Linked DNA regions of Mus musculus: region 1 is linked to region 2. The links are chromatin loops, found by intact Hi-C in ENCODE. Cell type or tissue: left cerebral cortex. All regions are shown on one strand. Links, peaks and the distances in the headings refer to the core of each region. The heading gives the core; the rest is flanking DNA.

Region 1 (8,339 bases), core at 221-8,220, 1.1 Mb after region 2:
AACAGGGGCGAACCTCGGCTGAGACAGATTCCTGCAGAGCAAAACTTCTTTTTAATGACTTTTGTAAGCCTCACAAAAAGAAACAACAAACCCCTCAAACAAACATGACCTGCTCCACCAGAAGGGCAAACAAAGACAGGTGTCTCTCACCGGGCAGTAACGGAGGACCTATGCCACAAACATACCTTATCAAAAAGTTAAGGACCCGGGTAACCTCCTTCTCGTCCCGACCTGCAAGAGCATTGGCAAGGACGCCTCTCCGAGTCAGCTCCTTTATGATGGAAACTGTCACCTCAGGGGTCCTTATCACACATTTAGGCTGGAAAAATGCTCACAGTCAGTACATCCGGAAGAACAGACAGACAAAGATCACTAGCTGCTGCAGTAAACGCCAAGCTCATCGTCACAATCCCAAGCCATGGCAATCATAAGCCCATCACATGGATCCCCCACATGTCCTAGCCCCAGGTTTCTGACAGAGCTCACACTGCAGCCTTAGCTGACCCTGAACTTCACTACATAGCCCAGCTTAACCTCGACTTGTCACCTGCCTGCCTCAGCCTCCCAAGTGCTAGGATAGGAGGCAAGCGCCTCAGCAGCGAAGGCTACAATGATTACTTCCATGCTCCTCAGTAGTTAGGCACAGCAGCACACACTTAGAATCCCAGTGCTAGAAGGCACAGAGGGTCCTAGGGGCTCACTGGCTAGCCAATCCAGCTACCTGGTTAGCTCCAGTCCAGTAACAGACCCCTACCTTGGATATTTTTTATTTTTATTTTTTATCATAAGCAGAGTTCATCTGCAAAGAGGGAACTTCAGTTAAAAACTACCTCCATTATACCAGCCTATGGACAAGTCTATGGGGCATTTCCTTGATGTAGGGGCCCAGCCCACTTGGGTAGTGCCACCCCAGGAGGTGGCTCTGGGCTGTACAAGCAAGCTGAGCAAGCCACTGGGAGGAAGCCAGTAAGCAGTATTCCTCCGTGGTGTCTACCTCAGCTCCTGCCCTGACTTCCAACTCCATAATTGATTACAAACTATAATATGTAAATTGTAATATTTACAATGTAAGTATTATATACTTACATATAATATAGACAATTAGGTATAAATTATGTATGATTATATAATTAAGTATAGATATATACTAATAAAATATATAAACGATCTATATCAGCTGTAAGCTGAAACCCCTTCCATCCCCAAGTTGCTCTGGCCATGGTCTTTGCACAGCAACAGAAAGCAAACTAAGAGGGACTAAATACATGCCCACTGCAAACACGATTTAAAAATAAGTGAAAACTATCCCTCTCTCCCTCCCTCGCTCACCTCCAGGACTCTGTCGAGGGCCTGTGAGACCCGAAAGCTTTTCAGATCCTTGTCATACCCCTCTAGGTGCTTCTTTGCTGGCCTACTGACCATGATGTCATCCTGCATGAGAGCAGTTTACAGAGGAAGAGAGTTAGTATCTACACAGTTCCATTAAAAACAGATGTTTCCATAATAAAGTGAGACATTTTAAAGTCAGGATGCTTTTACACTGCAGCACAAATAATGTTCCTATGCTCATAAGCTAAGTGGTACATTTGCCATGTTAATATGTTTATACTTATGATTTTTAGCATATACATATCCAAGTGGCTCTATTCTGAGCAAAATTACTGAAAGAAATAAGTAGAAAGAAGAAAACACAGACAGATAAAATTTGAATAAGGCAGGCAGTATGACTGCATATAAAGAGAAATGAAAACAAGCCAGAGAGACCAAGGTCTAATCTTCATCCCTCTAATGAACTCCTGGGTCAGTGAAACTTTACAACTCAGCCCTCTGCAACACCAAGGAGACATTACAGCTTTGCGCCATTTAGAGGACCAAATAAATCAATTCGTGGGTGACAGATACTATTTTGAAGATGAGAAAGTACTTTATCATTGCATGACTCAAGGTATTAAATAAGTAGTCCCTGTTCCCCACTATTTTTCAACAATGTCCATACACCTGGAACCAACTTTGATGGGGCAAGAAGCAAAGTAAATGTACGTATTAGGTGACTCCTATTTTACAGTAAATTCCAGGAACAGGTGAAATCGACCCTTCTAAGAAATGTCACATTTTGAAAATGATTTTAAAAAAGCACATAATCACCCGTTGCTTCAAGTAATTTTTTCCTTTAATAAAGGTTCGATATGCAGGCCTCCTCCTCCTCGGAAGAGACGTCTTCTTTGCTTCAGACTTCCGGTGTTTAACACTCAGTATTCCGTTGGTCATTCCTACAACTATCGTCTCATCTTGATGCTGATGGTAATCAGAAAAATCAATCTACTTTAACCAACATTTTATAGTACATTTAACTCAGAACAGCACTTACATCATGTCTGCTACTTATCTTATTACCCACAGTTCCACTCAATGCAAACACACTCCTGACAGTGATCTATCCAAACTGTTATCGCACAGTCACTTTTTCCTCCAGGTACCACTTTAAGGAGAGACCTTCTTATCCTCACACAGCACTGCCAGTGAAGTGTGATGAGAACCTTAATGCTGGCGGAGAGGCTAATAAGATGCTAGTGGCATCGTGACAAGTTTCAAAGTAATTTTCTATATTCTCTGAATAAAAAAAGGACCCTCTAGTGGCACGACTTTCATAAGCTGGCTCCCACAATATCTTATCTTTACTTTTCCTCTCTGGGATGAGACTTACAACATATTCAATATCCTCTTGCGCAAACGTGCCTCCAGGTGAAGCCTGACAGTGACGACTCTGCAGCTCCTCCCTCCCCACCCTTCTGAAGCCTTCGGGGCTGCAGCACCCTGCACTTGCTGAAGAAAGAGCTACAGCTTCCTAGCCCAGCCAAGATGCTACCATCACTGCAGTCAGCGCCACCTCATAGGAACCACTCAGTTACCAAGACAAGATATGCATCAACTGTCTTAATGCAAACAAGCTAACTTAAATCCAAAGGTAGAGCCCAGAGACTCCATTTTACTCTTACTTCACAGGCAAGGTTTGTAACATTTTGAAACGAGCTGAAATCACTTACAGAGAGTGCCAGACTCAAGATTGAAGCTGCGTAGTCAAAGCTGTGGACGACTTTGTAGGAGGTGGTGCTGTAGACTTTCACTTTCCTGGGAGAGAGACAGCTCGGAGGTCACCTCAGAAACACATTCGAGTAAAATACGAAGTCTCTGCTTAACAAACTGTATGAATACTAAATTTTACACTGTCCATAAAAGACACATGGTATTAATTACAAAGTACTTCATCACCAAGCTCCCTGAAAAACTGTTTTGTGCACTAACCAGGTTTGAATAAAGACTGATTATACACTTATAAAATTAAGAGTGACCCCGTGTCATGGAAAAATGAGACAGAGGCAAGAAAACAAAGGATAGGTGAGCAGACAGTGAGCCCCCAGCAGGGTCCCCAGCACAGCCCTCCACTGGGCACAGCAGCAGCAGCCCTGGCCTCCATCCCTGCACGGCAATAGCATTGCAAGTCTTTTCTTAGGGGCAGGGAAGAAATGGCAGCCTGCAGACAAAATAACCAATAAAGAAAGTAAGTCCTACAACCCTGCGGACACCAGCTCTGTGTGGCTACTGAACCTTGACATGTAGCTAAAGAAAACGGGTACGTTTAAACACTACACAAACTCTTATAAAATATGATTATATTATGGCATACATTTTAGAAAAATATTCACTTCCAGTATTTACAAAGTAGTCAGATTACGTGTTGAACTAACAATCCATGTATTATAACTTTTACTTTTATGTTAAGATAAGAGAGTACATAAAATATGTTACTTAAAAGCAAGTTTTAGTTTTTAACCTCCTTTAACATGGCTACTAATCATTTAAAATTACACATGCAGCCTGTGCTATGGGCTTATTTGACAACACAGTTTTAGAACATCAAAAGTGGAATCTTTAACTTGGCTATTTGGATGCTGCAGATGGCACTCAGGTCTTAAGCAAGTAGGTAAGCACTGTAGGCCCCGAGCAACAGCCTCTGTGCTCCAAACTTCCACTGAAAACCATAGTGCTTGCACCGCTTCATGCAAGAAATATTTGTATGAGCTTTTATTATTTTTACTTTGTTTTTGTTTTTGACACGGGACTTTCTGGGGATAAAATTATTTCTGGGGAAAAATAAGTAGTTGTATGTAAATATAGGAGGCCAAACTATTTTCAAAGCAATAGATTTTTATCCTCTATGAAAACCATTAGAACATCTTTTATCACAAATATTGCTAAAATAACTCAATTTCTCAAGTAGTAAATGCTAACAACAATGAACAAGAAAACTAAAATGCTACCTATCCAGTGAGCCGGAGAGTAACCTCTGTCCAGAGCTGCTCAGACACAAACATGTCACAGTCTTGTGATGATTTTTCAAAGACACAAGCAGCTGTCCTCCTTTTAACATGTCCCAGACTTTAACATAGCGGCCTCCTGTGGAGAGAAACAAGCAGTAGGTTGATATTCTGCCCGTCCGCTCAGAACGATGGGGATCTAAGACGCACTTCCCTCTGGAGCTCGCTAGGGTGGGCACTGAGCAGCAGCTAGCACTGTCTGTGATGCTTAGGAGCCCTGACTCACAGAAATGTTACCATGACTACGTTACTGCTTATTTTAAGCACAGCAAAACAAATAGGAAACTGGAAATATTTTTTAAAGAAGAGTCTAACAAGTTCCCTGAAAGAAACGCTGAGCCTGCCAGACGGTTCAGCAGGCAAAGGCACTTCCCTACCAAGCCTGGAGACCCGACTTTAATCCTGGGATCTACACGGCAGCACACAGCTGGCGCCTCAAAGTTGCCTTTGAACTCTACCATGTACACAGTAATAAAACAGATTAATAAAAATAAACACAAGGAATACTGTACAGCTATGGAAATGATGTAGATACTATTTCCTAAAAATGTTATGAACTCCCACAAAGCAAAAAGACTTCCCAGTAATTTTACTCTAAGAATCAGAAAGATCCTTAGTAGGTGACTCGATCCTCTGATTTCAAAGAATATATTAATAGGAGCTAGAGAAATGGCTCAGCAGCTACAAGCACTTGCTGATCTTACACAGGACCTGGGTTCAGTTCCCAGCATCCATATGGTACCTCACAGCCATTCATACATCCAGTTCCAGGGAATTTGACCCCCTCTCCTGAGCTACGAGGGCACTGCATGCTGTGGTACACAGGCAGACCATCTATGCACATAAAATAAACTGTAATTGTTTTCAAGAAAACACTAAGTGGAAGTGGGATAGGGCAGCGTGCGTGGGGAGAAGGGGTTCTCGGCTGCCCAGCTGGAGACCCTGGGCTGGCATTCAGCTCGAAATGCCAACCTTCCCGTTAGAATGTGACAATTATGAGAAGAATCAGTTGGCAGCTACTCATCTAAGACAATTCCTCCTCCTCCTCAGGGCACAGGGGTGCTAAGGGGTTGCTCGAGGTCACACACATAGCTGGTGACAGAGGAGAGCAGTATACAGATCTCCATCTTCCCCATTCAATTTGGTTTTGTTTCCACTTCTTAAAACAGTAAGAAAAAGAGTTATGTCTGACAATGACATAAAAAAGAATTTTAAGCCGGGTGGTGGCGGTGGTGGCGCACGCCTTTAATCCCAGCACTTGGGAGGCAGAGGCAGGTGGATTTCTGAGTTCAAGGCTGGCCTGGTCTACAGAGTGAGTTCCAGGACAGCCAGGGCTACACAGAGAAACCCTGTCTTGAAAAACCAAAAAAAAAAAAAAAAAGAATTTTACGTTAAACAGGTATCAGAATATCAGAAAATGTATAAAAGATTTTTTTAAAAAGAAGAAACATAAAGCTATATAGTGCCAGGTGAATACATTTTCTGATATCAACACTTTTGCTTTAATGACAAATAATAAATTATGATTATGAAATTCACTTTGGTAAACATAGTGAACCCCTCTTGACTAGTTTGATGGAAGTGCATCAAGGCCTATTTAATTCTACATTGTATCCTCTCCAGCACATGTGCTGTTTACTAGACAGGAACTTGTCAAGTGACACAGGAAAGGAGACCAGCATGTCTCTACATCAGGGGGAAGGCTGCCAAAGCTACAGATTTCTTCGTTGAAATAAAAGAAGTAGGCTTCTGGGGTCACATGGGACACACACCTAATCTATCAAGTTCTCACACTCCAGGGATTCAGGCCTGCCACTCACAGTGTTGTTGCCTTGGACAAACTAGTCGAGGTTTCGCTCATTTATTTAATTGTAAAACAGAACACTAACACCTGGGAGGACTGTCTAAGGCATTAGAGCTGACATGTGAACAACAGCCCAGGGTCAGTCAATGGAAGTCAGATACAGTAAGTGACAACTACTGGCCCAACCTGCCTACCAATGGAACAAGACCTTACAATGTAACTCAGGTGCACACCAATAATTTACAAATGGTGACTGATGAGGAGAAAGCTAGTCTATTTGAGAGCAACAGTAGTGGTGAAAGCTGTTCTGAGAAGCAGTACCTGCAGACACCAGAAGCCCTCCTGAGGGGAAAAGCAGGACACTCTCCACTGGCTGCCCATGCTCCACACAGAGAACATTCTTATTTGTCCGAGCATCGAATATCTTCACAGTATGATCGTATGATCCTGAAATGCCAATGTTTGTATTATGTAAATTTTGTTCTTTAAAACAATAAAAAGTTTGTCTACCTACTCATTAAGATCAAAAGGAGAAAAAAAAAACTGCATGAGATTTTTTTGAAAACATGCATTTCCAAACCTTCTGCTAGTATTGTTTCTGCAGCACCGTATAATACTACACAGAATTTAACTGCCTCTGACCTTCAGACTCCTGCCACCATGACACCATCTGAGAATCTAGACAGGCACCTCCACAAACTTAGCTGTGCTTACTACACAGCTCACAGTGCTATGGCTGCTACAGCTGCTCTCTGATAACCAGGTACCACGGGCTCACTACAACCTGACATCTATGATTCTTTCAAGACTCCCTGAAGCTATTCCCAAATACATTTAGAGGAAAACACAACCTACTATCAAGAGAAGAAAAAAATAAAAATTAGCAGACTTTATTCAAACCTTTATTACTTTATGATTTACGAGGCTGAGAATACATACGTTCTAGGCTAGGCTAGTGCTCTACCACTAATGGACACCCCCAGCTCCATTAACAAGCATTTACACCCCTCTACTCCAAGAGAATTTACAGCAATGAAGTAGAAACAGATCACCAACCTGTTACAAAAAGGTCTGGGTTCAGTTTGCTGGCACAGCCGCACCTCACGTAATCAGAATGTTCTTTGAATGTCAGGATTTCTTTAGAGTTTGGAATATCCCATAATTTAACAGTATAGTCATCAGCTCCAGAGACCACATGATAATTGTCAGCTGTAAAATCTACTGTATGAACTGCTCTGAAAGATCAGAAGTCAACAGATTACAAACCAAGGGGAAAGCTACGGCTGACATCTTCTAACATAAAATGGTCCTTCACAGATTTAAAAAAAGATCTCCGAGGTTCAAGCCACCGAGATGACTCACTGAGTGAAGTCATCTCTGGGACCTCACTGGTGAAAGGAGAGAATCAACTCCTGAATATTGTCCTCTAACCTCCACACGCATGCCATGGCCGTGCATACACCCGAATATACACATACAAGAAGTAAATACATAAATCAACTGCAGAAAACAGAAAGTGTCTGTGCAAGAAAAAGAGAAATGGAAAAACCTTTAAAACAGGTGTCTGTCCTGAAGGCAAACTCTGAAATGCAACACTATGTTACTATTAGATTAGCAAGAATATTAAGTAACTGCCTTGCATTATATTTTCTAGAATGCTAGTAACTGATGAAATTAAGTTCTAAACGTTGCAACGAAGGTAATGTTCGAAGTTTTCATTTACTTATTTTATGTGCATGGGGGTCTGTGCACTCCATGCATGCCTGGTGCCCTTGTGCTTACAGATGGTTGTGAACATCGTGGGAGAGCTGGGAACTACACCTTTTGCGCTTAACCACCGAGCCATCTCTCCAGCTCAGCAAAGGTACTTTTTAAAAAACATAAACAAAGAGCTCTTTCAGAAGACTTGCCATAGAGTAGACTATCATTTAAAAAGTTTCTGTTTTGAGAGTTTCAATGATGGGTACAAACATCCTGACAGTTTGCAATAAAAATAAAAAACAAAAACAAACAAACAGAAAACCACTTTGATATTTTACACCAGTAGCAGTTTCAGCAATGACTTTAGTAACCCTGAAACTAAAGTTAGAACACTGAATTCATCTAGGGGGAGATATCACAAATCAAAACACACAATTTTAGCGAAGTCACAAGCTCTA
Region 2 (8,339 bases), core at 115-8,114:
CTCAAACTCAGAAATCTGCTTGCCTCTGCCTCCCAAGTGCTGGGATTAAAGTTGTGTGCCACCACCACCACCCGGCAAATTCATTATTTTTAATAGCTGTGTAGTACTCCATTGTATAAATGTACCACATTTTCTGTATCCATTCCTCTGTTGAGGGACATCTGGGTTCTGAATCTCTGAATTCTAGAGCAGCCTGGTATACAAAGTGAGTTCCAGACCAGCCAGAGCTACATAGTGCGACTCTGTCTTGAAAATTCCACCACCACCCCCCAAAAAAGGAAAAGAAAGGGTTTAGCCAGGTTTGGGGTGTCTCTTGCCTGTGATTCCAATACTTGAGAGGCTAAGGTAATATGATTGCTGCAAGTTTGATATGAAGTTGGACGGCACACAAGTGAAACCCTGTCAAAAATCAAATGAGGAGGACTGGAGAGATGGCTCAGTGTTTAAGAATACTGACTATTCTAGAGGTCCTGAGTTCAATTCCCAGCACTTACATGATGATTCACAACTGTTTTCAACTCCAATGCCCTCTTATGGCTTTTTAGTCACTAGGCATGCCAATAGAATACAGACACACATGCAGGCAAATTATCCATACACATAAAATATTAAAACTAGGCCCAGTGAGATTCCTCAGTGTGTAAAGTCACTGGCTATACACAACAGACACCTGGATTCCATCTTGGAATCTAAATAAGTTGTCCTCTGACCTCTACACATGCCTCTCCCCTCCACCATACACAAACATAGCACACATACAATAATAATAAATAACAAGCAAACTGCATACAAAGAAAGAAGAGAAGAGACATAATCCAGAAGTTGCGAGCATTGATTGTGCTCCTGTTGCTCCAGCCAGGTTTGGTATGGGGTTAGGAAGTATGTGTGACCCTAACTTGGTGCCACTTACCCAGCTGGTCACCAGACTGTCATGGGCAGAGACAGTGCCCAGAGGTCACTGCATTTGGTTTATATTCTAGTCAGAAGTAGTATTCTCATGTAGGAGCCCTCAGAAAGTTTTCAAAAGAAACTCAGTCGTAATTAATAGAAAATTACTTAAATATGTGAACATCATTTCTTTTTATCATACTTTGCATTTATTTTTTCTATATATAGTATTTTGTTTTTTTTTTTTTATTGTTTATTTTTATTTTTTTATTTTTTTGTTTTTTTGACACAGGGTTTCTTTGTATATTCCTGGCTGTCCTGGAAATCACTTTGTAGACCAGGCTGGCCTGGAACTCAGAAATCCACCTGCCTCTGCCTCCCGAGTGCTGGGATTAAAAGCGTGCGCCACCATGCCCGGCCCTGATTTATTTTTTTATTTTTATTTTTTTTCCTTTTTATTACCAGACTGTCCTGTGTGGAATGGGGGAGTTGCATATTGAGATTATTCATGACCGTATCAAGAGGGAGTATGGCCTAGAGACCTATCTAGGGCCTCTGCAGGTGGCATACCGGGAAACCATCTTAAACTCAGTTCGCGCCACAGGTAAAAAATACAACATTTTGGACATTCTGGGTTTGTTTAGTGTTTAGTTGTGTAAACAGAAGTCACAGTTTCCAGTGTCTCCCACAGTTTTACTGTGTGTATTAAAAAAAAATTAGTATAGAAGGCCTGGTGCCACTGCTACCCCCCCCCCACCCATCAGACAAATGTGTTTTCTAGTGGCCGTGGGACAGTGAAATCACTGGCTTGTTCCAGCCCTTACCACTGAAATGGGACTAAGAATTTGAAGTCAATTCATATTTATTGTATGAAGTGCATGAATAATTCCGCTATTTAATACAGTGTCCCTATACAGATAGCATTCTAGAGGAGGTGCAGTTTTTATGTTTCTGTCCTGAATGTCAGCACTCAGGTTTTCTGTATTTGGTTCCCTTAAGCAAAATAACAGTGGTCACTCTTCACCTCAAGGTGAGCAAAGTCTCTGGGTTCAGTCCCTAGTACTTACAAAGAAAATAGAACCCCCTATCCAGAAACAAAACAAAACAAAACACGGAAAGCTGTTTTTCTGTATTTCAGAAAATACTTTACTAGTTTTGGGGGAGGGAGAAACATTAAATATTGCTGAAGGAATATAGGAAATTTAAATTTGGAAATTGGCAGAGGAACAAGGTTTATAGTTTTTATTATCAGCTTTTTATACTCTCTAGATGTCATACAATTTGAGTGTTACCTTTTCCCCAAGGTTGGTACTTTTAAAGACTTAGTTTTGAGGGGTCTCAGATACAAGCAATCTCAGCAAGGGCAGACAGTCTCCTGGGGCAGCCTGTTCCTGGCATCTTTCTTTGGCTTCCTTCATTATCCTGGCAAACGTTGAGCCTCGAGTGCAGGCCCTCCTTATTCTTCACGCATTTCCATGTGTTTGTCCGCAGACACCCTCGATAGGGTGCTTGGAGACAAGCGGCACTTGGTGAGTGCGGAGCTGGAAGTCCGGCCAGCAGAAGAGCCCTGTGCTGTGGCCAAGATCGAGTATGCTGACTGTGTGGGTGAAGACCTGCTGCAGGCCTCTCGGGAGGCCATTGAAAGTGCCGTCCACAGTGCATGCCTCCAGGGTAAGGGACACACACCTGTCTCCTGGTGACTGTTTCTTTTTTTCTCTCATGCTGGAGTTTGAGCCAGGATCTTGGGCGTACTAGCGTGCACTGTGCACTCTGCCTTGATGTTACACTCAGCCTCCGAGTTGGTCCGTGTGCTACAGACACGCCAGTGTTCTCTGTGCTTGGACTTCACATGAATTCTTGCTGCATTGCTCCTTGTTACTGGACTGTGTGTACTGTTGTGCTTTATTCTCCCCACCCAGGACCTCTGCTCGGATCCCCAGTCCAGGATGTGGCAATGACGTTGCACTCACTGATGATTCACCCTGGCACCTCCACAACTATGGTCACTGCCTGCATCTCACGGTGTATGCAGAAGGTACGGAGCACCCTTCATGCTCTGCATTAAGGATGGGCACTGAGGCCAGCACCGCAGATTCCACAGACCTTATGTCACCATGGGGCCACCCAGATCTAGTACCAGTGGGTAAAGGTACTTAGCACCAAAAGCCTGCTTCTGAGTTTAATGCTCAGGAACTGCATAGTGGCTTCAGAACGTTGTCCTATGACCTCTACATGAGCACATACCACACACACAAATGGGATTTAAAACTTTTAAACTAGCTCTTGTATGGGAAATCTTTGATTTCTAAAACTAAATTTTCATTTGAAAGATTTTAGAAATTACTGGTCAGAAAGGTTAAACAAAACATTCTGATTTTACCAAAAGATCTTTCCAAACAAAACCTGGGCCTGTGAAGAGTGCACCTTGTTTAGACATTCCTTTTTTTACTTTTGAGATGTTACAGTTAGCTACAAGCCTGGCTGGGGAGAGGGGAATATATATATATATATTAATTAGATAGATAATCCATCTTTCCAGCCCCAAAGCCTGGTGGATTTAACTGGACAGATCTGAGGTCAGCTTGACATTGGGCTTTAATGTAAAGGACAATGGAAATCTAATGTGAATTTCAACTTCTTTTTAAAGATTATTTTATGTATGTGAGTGCTCTATCTTTGTGTACACCTGCATGCCAGAAGAGGGCATCAAATCCCATTACAGATGGTTGTGAGCCACCATGTGGTTGCTAGTAATTGAACTCAAGACCAGACAGTATTCTTAACTGCTGAACCATCTCTCAAACCTTTAATTTCAAATATTTGAATTTGTCCAAATAAGATTGTTTTCATTAAAAAACAAAAACAAATCAGTCCCATTGAACAACAGATTTAGGCCAAGCATCTTCCATGCATGTGATCACCTGAGTTGTCCTGAGTGTCATGGCCTTCTGCCTCCTGCCTCAGTGGCCCACCAGATCTGATCAACCCCCATGCGGTTTCCCAGTGTGGGAGTACCTTAGCCTAGCACTGGAGAGTAAAGTCACAGGTCACACTGAAGCTTTCAAGCACTAAGTAAGGTTTGAACTGTGTTCTGGGAACAATGGAGAATAAATGTTTTGATCAGTGAAGTATATATAGTCAGAACACAGAAGTGATTGGCATTTGGCACGGGAAAGACAGTCTAGGACAGACAGGAACTAGACGATGTCTGAATCAAGATGCCAGCAACAGGAATAGAAATACTGGTGTTTGCTGGAAAAAGGAAATCAGAGAAGTACATTTAAGCAAACTGAGATCTACTAATGCCATCAGCAAATAAGAAAGGCCAGAGACGTGCTTGGAAAAGAAACTGCTGAGCTAGGCTTGGGGCCCAGTGGGGGACAAGACTGAGTCCTCCGAGATGGGCTGCAGCTACTGCTGGTGTGGAAGCTCTGCAGTGAGGTACTGTTCAGAAGTCTGAAAAGGATAGAGGGCAGCTCTGGGAGGCCAGTCCCTCCCTAAAGGAAGCATTTTTCTCTTATATTTACCCTTTCCCACATGATTGTTTTATCTTGAAAACATGGTCAGGTTCCCTCTGTGGCCGATGAAGTCTAAGATTATAAACTGTAAATACAGAAAGTATTTGTAGACAGTTGTCTTGACTCTTGCCTTTGTTGTTGGCTTTTTGAGGTGCTCTCCTGTGCTGTTCTTTCCAGCATGTGGCCACTGTACAAGTTCTAACTTCTTGGCTCCTTATACAGTGAGCTCCCCAGAGCCCTCTGCTCAGGAATATAGGAATTAGCCTTCCTCTGTCTTCCGTGTACTGGAATAGAAATTTGTTCAGTTTATGAAATCTCTTCAGGCCCTGAAGAAAGCTGACAAACAGGTGCTGGAACCTCTGATGAGTCTCGAGGTCACAGTGAGCAGGGAGTACCTCAGCCCTGTCCTGGCAGACTTGGCACAAAGAAGAGGGAACATTCAGGAAATCCAGACTCGCCAAGACAACAGAGTTGTTCTAGGATTCGTTCCTCTAGCAGAGATTATGGTGAGTTTGCATTTGACATGTACACGTTGTTTACTCTAGGAGATGACCCCGACAGTGCGAGTGACACTGTGGGCATTGGGCTTGGGTTTAGAGAATGCATGCCAAGGTTTCAGCCACCATGAAACTTTGCCTTCAGTGGTGGCTGAGAACTTGGGAACACGTTACTTCCAATCACAGAGCCACAAAGATTAAGGCACAGTGTCTCAAATGTGGTCAGGCTGTTAACTGTCTAACCCCTGCTTCCATGTATTTTCTTATAAATTTTGGGGCCAGCATCCTTCTCTTCCCCACCCAGGCACTTCTGCCCCTCGGATAGACATGAGGGTACTGACTGACAAAGGGGAAGGACAGAGTCACTTACCTCAGAATGCATGCACAGCTCACCTATGCGAAGTTTTTGCCATAGTATTTCCCTTTTCTTTCTTTTTGAAAACCTCTCCCTGGAGGCGGTGGGACTCACCACCACCTTCTCTTCTGTGGTCTAAGATAATCCCCAAGATAAAAAATGTAAGGCGTAAATTAAGTGCAGTAACAAACTGAACTTTTTTTCATTAGGGATATTCAACTGTGCTTCGAACTCTGACATCTGGCTCAGCTACTTTTGCCTTAGAACTGTCTACTTATCAAGCCATGAGTCCTCAAGACCAGAGTGCTCTACTCAACCAGAGAAGTGGCTTGGCCCATGTGCTATAGGCCCTTGGAAACGGGGAAAGCTGGGCCAGTTGCCTGCTTTATTCCCGGCAAGAATGCTGTTTTATTAACTGGCTAGTAAATTGCTGCTTTGGTGTGGAAAGAACTTGACAAGACCCTTGGAGCTGCCATTCTAATTCTGTTGGGTGTACTTTGCTATATTGCACCACAGCTGGGCCCCGGTTATCTCTGCCATCTCTGGTGCTGGGATAAAATAACCTGGCCAGGGCAGCTTAGGAAAAAAAAAAGGTTTCTTTTCTCAGCAGGAAGCAAGGCAATGAGCTCTCAAAGTCCACCTAGTGATGAACTTCCTGAAGCCAAGATACACTGCCTAAGCCTCCCCAAACAGCACCACCCCCGGGAGCAGAGTCCAGAAGCCTGGGCCTGTGAGGAGCGGACCTCGTTTAGACATTTCTTGTTTTACTTTTGAGATGTTCCATCCCCCTGGAGCTGGAATTGTGGTGTGATTACGGAGATCCAGGGCCTGAGCTCGGGTCCTCTGCAAGAGTGATCTTAAATACCTCAGCCTTCTTTCTAGCCTGACATCTCTCTTTTAAACCATTGCAAGATGACAGTATCCACACAGGGCAGCCCTCTGGAGTGCTAGTGCAAGGCTTTTCCTTTTATTTTCTTAAGCTGCTCACATAAAAGATTCAGTGTTTGATTCAGGGATAGAAAGATTCAATCAATAAAAAGATGGTTTATTTAAAAAAAAAACAGCCTAACAAATCTTAATTTACATGATTTCAGAATCAACATGATCATAGCTGGAATGCTGTAGACGTCTGTCACTTCTATATTTTATTCTCATAGTTACAGTATCCAGTATAGAGAGGTTGTGCAGCTATTCCACGGCTGTAGACAGACAACACAGAGAGATATTTTAGATGGTGGCCTCCTGTCTCATGGCACCTTAGCAAATCCTCCCCCACCTTTGCAATGTTTTAATATTCTAATTTAAGCTATTAACTCCCTTAAGATGGCAGTTATATTGAAATATATCTTCCATGGGCTAGTGACAGTGAATGGAAGAGATCCTAGATCAGGAAGGAAGTGTCTCACCTGACCATTCTGCAGCGGTGCACGGCCAGTCGTTTGTAGGCATTTTCTAGGTCAGTGACAGTTTTAGGGCTCCAGAGTCTCTCACCAACAGCGCTTGCTCGAGGCCTGAATTTTAAAATATGCAGTTTCCAAAGCAGTCTAGACTTTTTTTTTTTCCTTAAGTCAACTGCATAAGGAGATTAGGAGCTCTCTCCTGCTTACATGGAGAATAAAAGCCAAGGCATCCTTCAAGCCAGCTGGCCCCACTTTAATTCCTTACCATAATCTTGGAGTAAGGTTAGTTGCATCCACAAATTCTCCCCACAGGCAAGCTTCTCCACCAATAACAAGTTGTTTCTGCTTCTCAGAGCCTGCATGACGGTGGTTAAGAGAGAGATTAAGCTGTACAACCCTGGTTTCCTTTCCAGAGTCATCCTACATCACTGCTCTGTACCCTCCTGTAGGCAGCAGAGCCTTTACTCCCACCCTGGCTCAGTGCTCTTCCACATAATAGAGGATTGTGGTGAGCCTGGGGCGCAGGTGCTTCTCCTAGGGTCCCCCACATTCAACCCCTCCCTGCATTTCCTATTAGTGGTGTTTGAGAAAATACAAGCTTCATTTCAATGGGTTTACCACTATACTTATTCCTTGGTATTTCATAACAAAACAAGAAAGAGTATTTAAGAACTATTTTTTTATAAATATGTATTTATAAAAATATATTTATATTTATTTATTTATTTTTTGATCCTGAAAATGCTTTCTAGAGAAAGTCATAGTTTCTAGTGGATCAATATTTTTGAAACTTTTAATCATATAATCATTTTCTAAAGACTGAAATACAAAAACTATATAAAATAGAATTGCTAGTAAAGGGACCAAAAGCCTCACTTAGGAGTTACGTGCAACGTAGGTGTCTTTCAAAATTAACGCACTTAGACATCTCAGATACAAAGAGCAACTCCATGAAAACAGGGGCAGAATCTAAGGGCCTGCTATGTATTTCCTTCAGGCTACACGTTGTCGCCCTCAGGACAGTGGACAGTGGAGAAGTATCCAGATTAGATTCAGGAGTGGGAGTTACATGACGCTTGCTTTGCTTACCTTCAAAATTAAGGGGCTCAACTTTGTAGTAGTTTTTCCAGTCTTGCCCATAGCTGATCAGGTCTAAGTACCAAGGAGCAGAAAGGATGGCAGGGAAGCCAGAGCCTGTGACTTGCTTTAGCTCATATGAATAATGCTCACTCTTCCACACTTCGACTACTGTGCCCGGCTGAAGCTGTTAGAGGTACGGATTGCAATCACAGAATTAGGTCCAGTAAATACAATCTTACAGGTTCATGGGCTCATGATTGGTAAACATAAATTTCTAAGATCTTAGAGAAATCATACATCCTTTTTTTCTTGATCAGTGCCATGTGCTATTCACATTAACCTTTAAAGTTGGATATTTAACTTTTGACTATAGCTAATATTTCAGAGATGGGTAAGATTTGCACCTCAAATCTATTTCTACCACAGCAATATTCTACTTAACCTTGAACCATGAGACGTCACCAGCCCCCTAGAAAGGTAACAGTGGCAGCTGGGCTTGTAAGAAATAATTTTGTCAGAAAAAAATACTTCTTAAAAGTATATATTGATTTACCTATTTATTGTGTATATAGCATTCTGCCTGCGTGTAAGCCTGCACTTT

What was found. A loop is a pair of places that touch in the nucleus more often than their neighbours do. Peaks named below come from ENCODE experiments on the same cell type or tissue, not always from the same donor. Only the 100,000 strongest peaks of a DNase experiment are listed, where the experiment ranks them.
Region 1: it touches region 2 in a loop (2.6-fold over the local background); 2 of 42 quality-filtered maps call a loop at or near these places.

The regions. Positions count from the first base shown.
Region 1 is chr13:98,250,600-98,258,938 of GRCm38, forward strand. Utp15 (UTP15 small subunit processome component) reads right to left here. Exons shown (of 13, transcript NM_178918.3): 5 at 7,237-7,415; 6 at 6,502-6,627; 7 at 4,320-4,455; 8 at 3,045-3,129; 9 at 2,146-2,295; 10 at 1,330-1,431; 11 at 186-319; 12 at 1-31. Among named protein-coding and RNA genes, the nearest start is that of Utp15, 8.2 kb to the right of the region's middle. In left cerebral cortex, for the core only: a CTCF peak has its summit at 4,482; a DNase peak (open chromatin) is centred at 4,544; H3K27ac peaks cover 481 bases.
Region 2 is chr13:97,170,133-97,178,471 of GRCm38, forward strand. Gfm2 (G elongation factor, mitochondrial 2) reads left to right here. Exons shown (of 21, transcript NM_177266.5): 17 at 1,354-1,492; 18 at 2,380-2,559; 19 at 2,808-2,923; 20 at 4,730-4,912; 21 at 5,468-6,319. The coding sequence ends at 5,605. Hexb (hexosaminidase B) reads right to left here. Exons shown (of 14, transcript NM_010422.2): 11 at 7,748-7,922; 12 at 6,924-7,014; 13 at 6,665-6,769; 14 at 6,199-6,457. The coding sequence ends at 6,397. Among named protein-coding and RNA genes, the nearest start is that of Hexb, 24 kb to the right of the region's middle. In left cerebral cortex, for the core only: a CTCF peak has its summit at 3,585 (motif pointing right); DNase peaks (open chromatin) are centred at 2,823, 4,196 and 6,785; H3K27ac peaks cover 968 bases.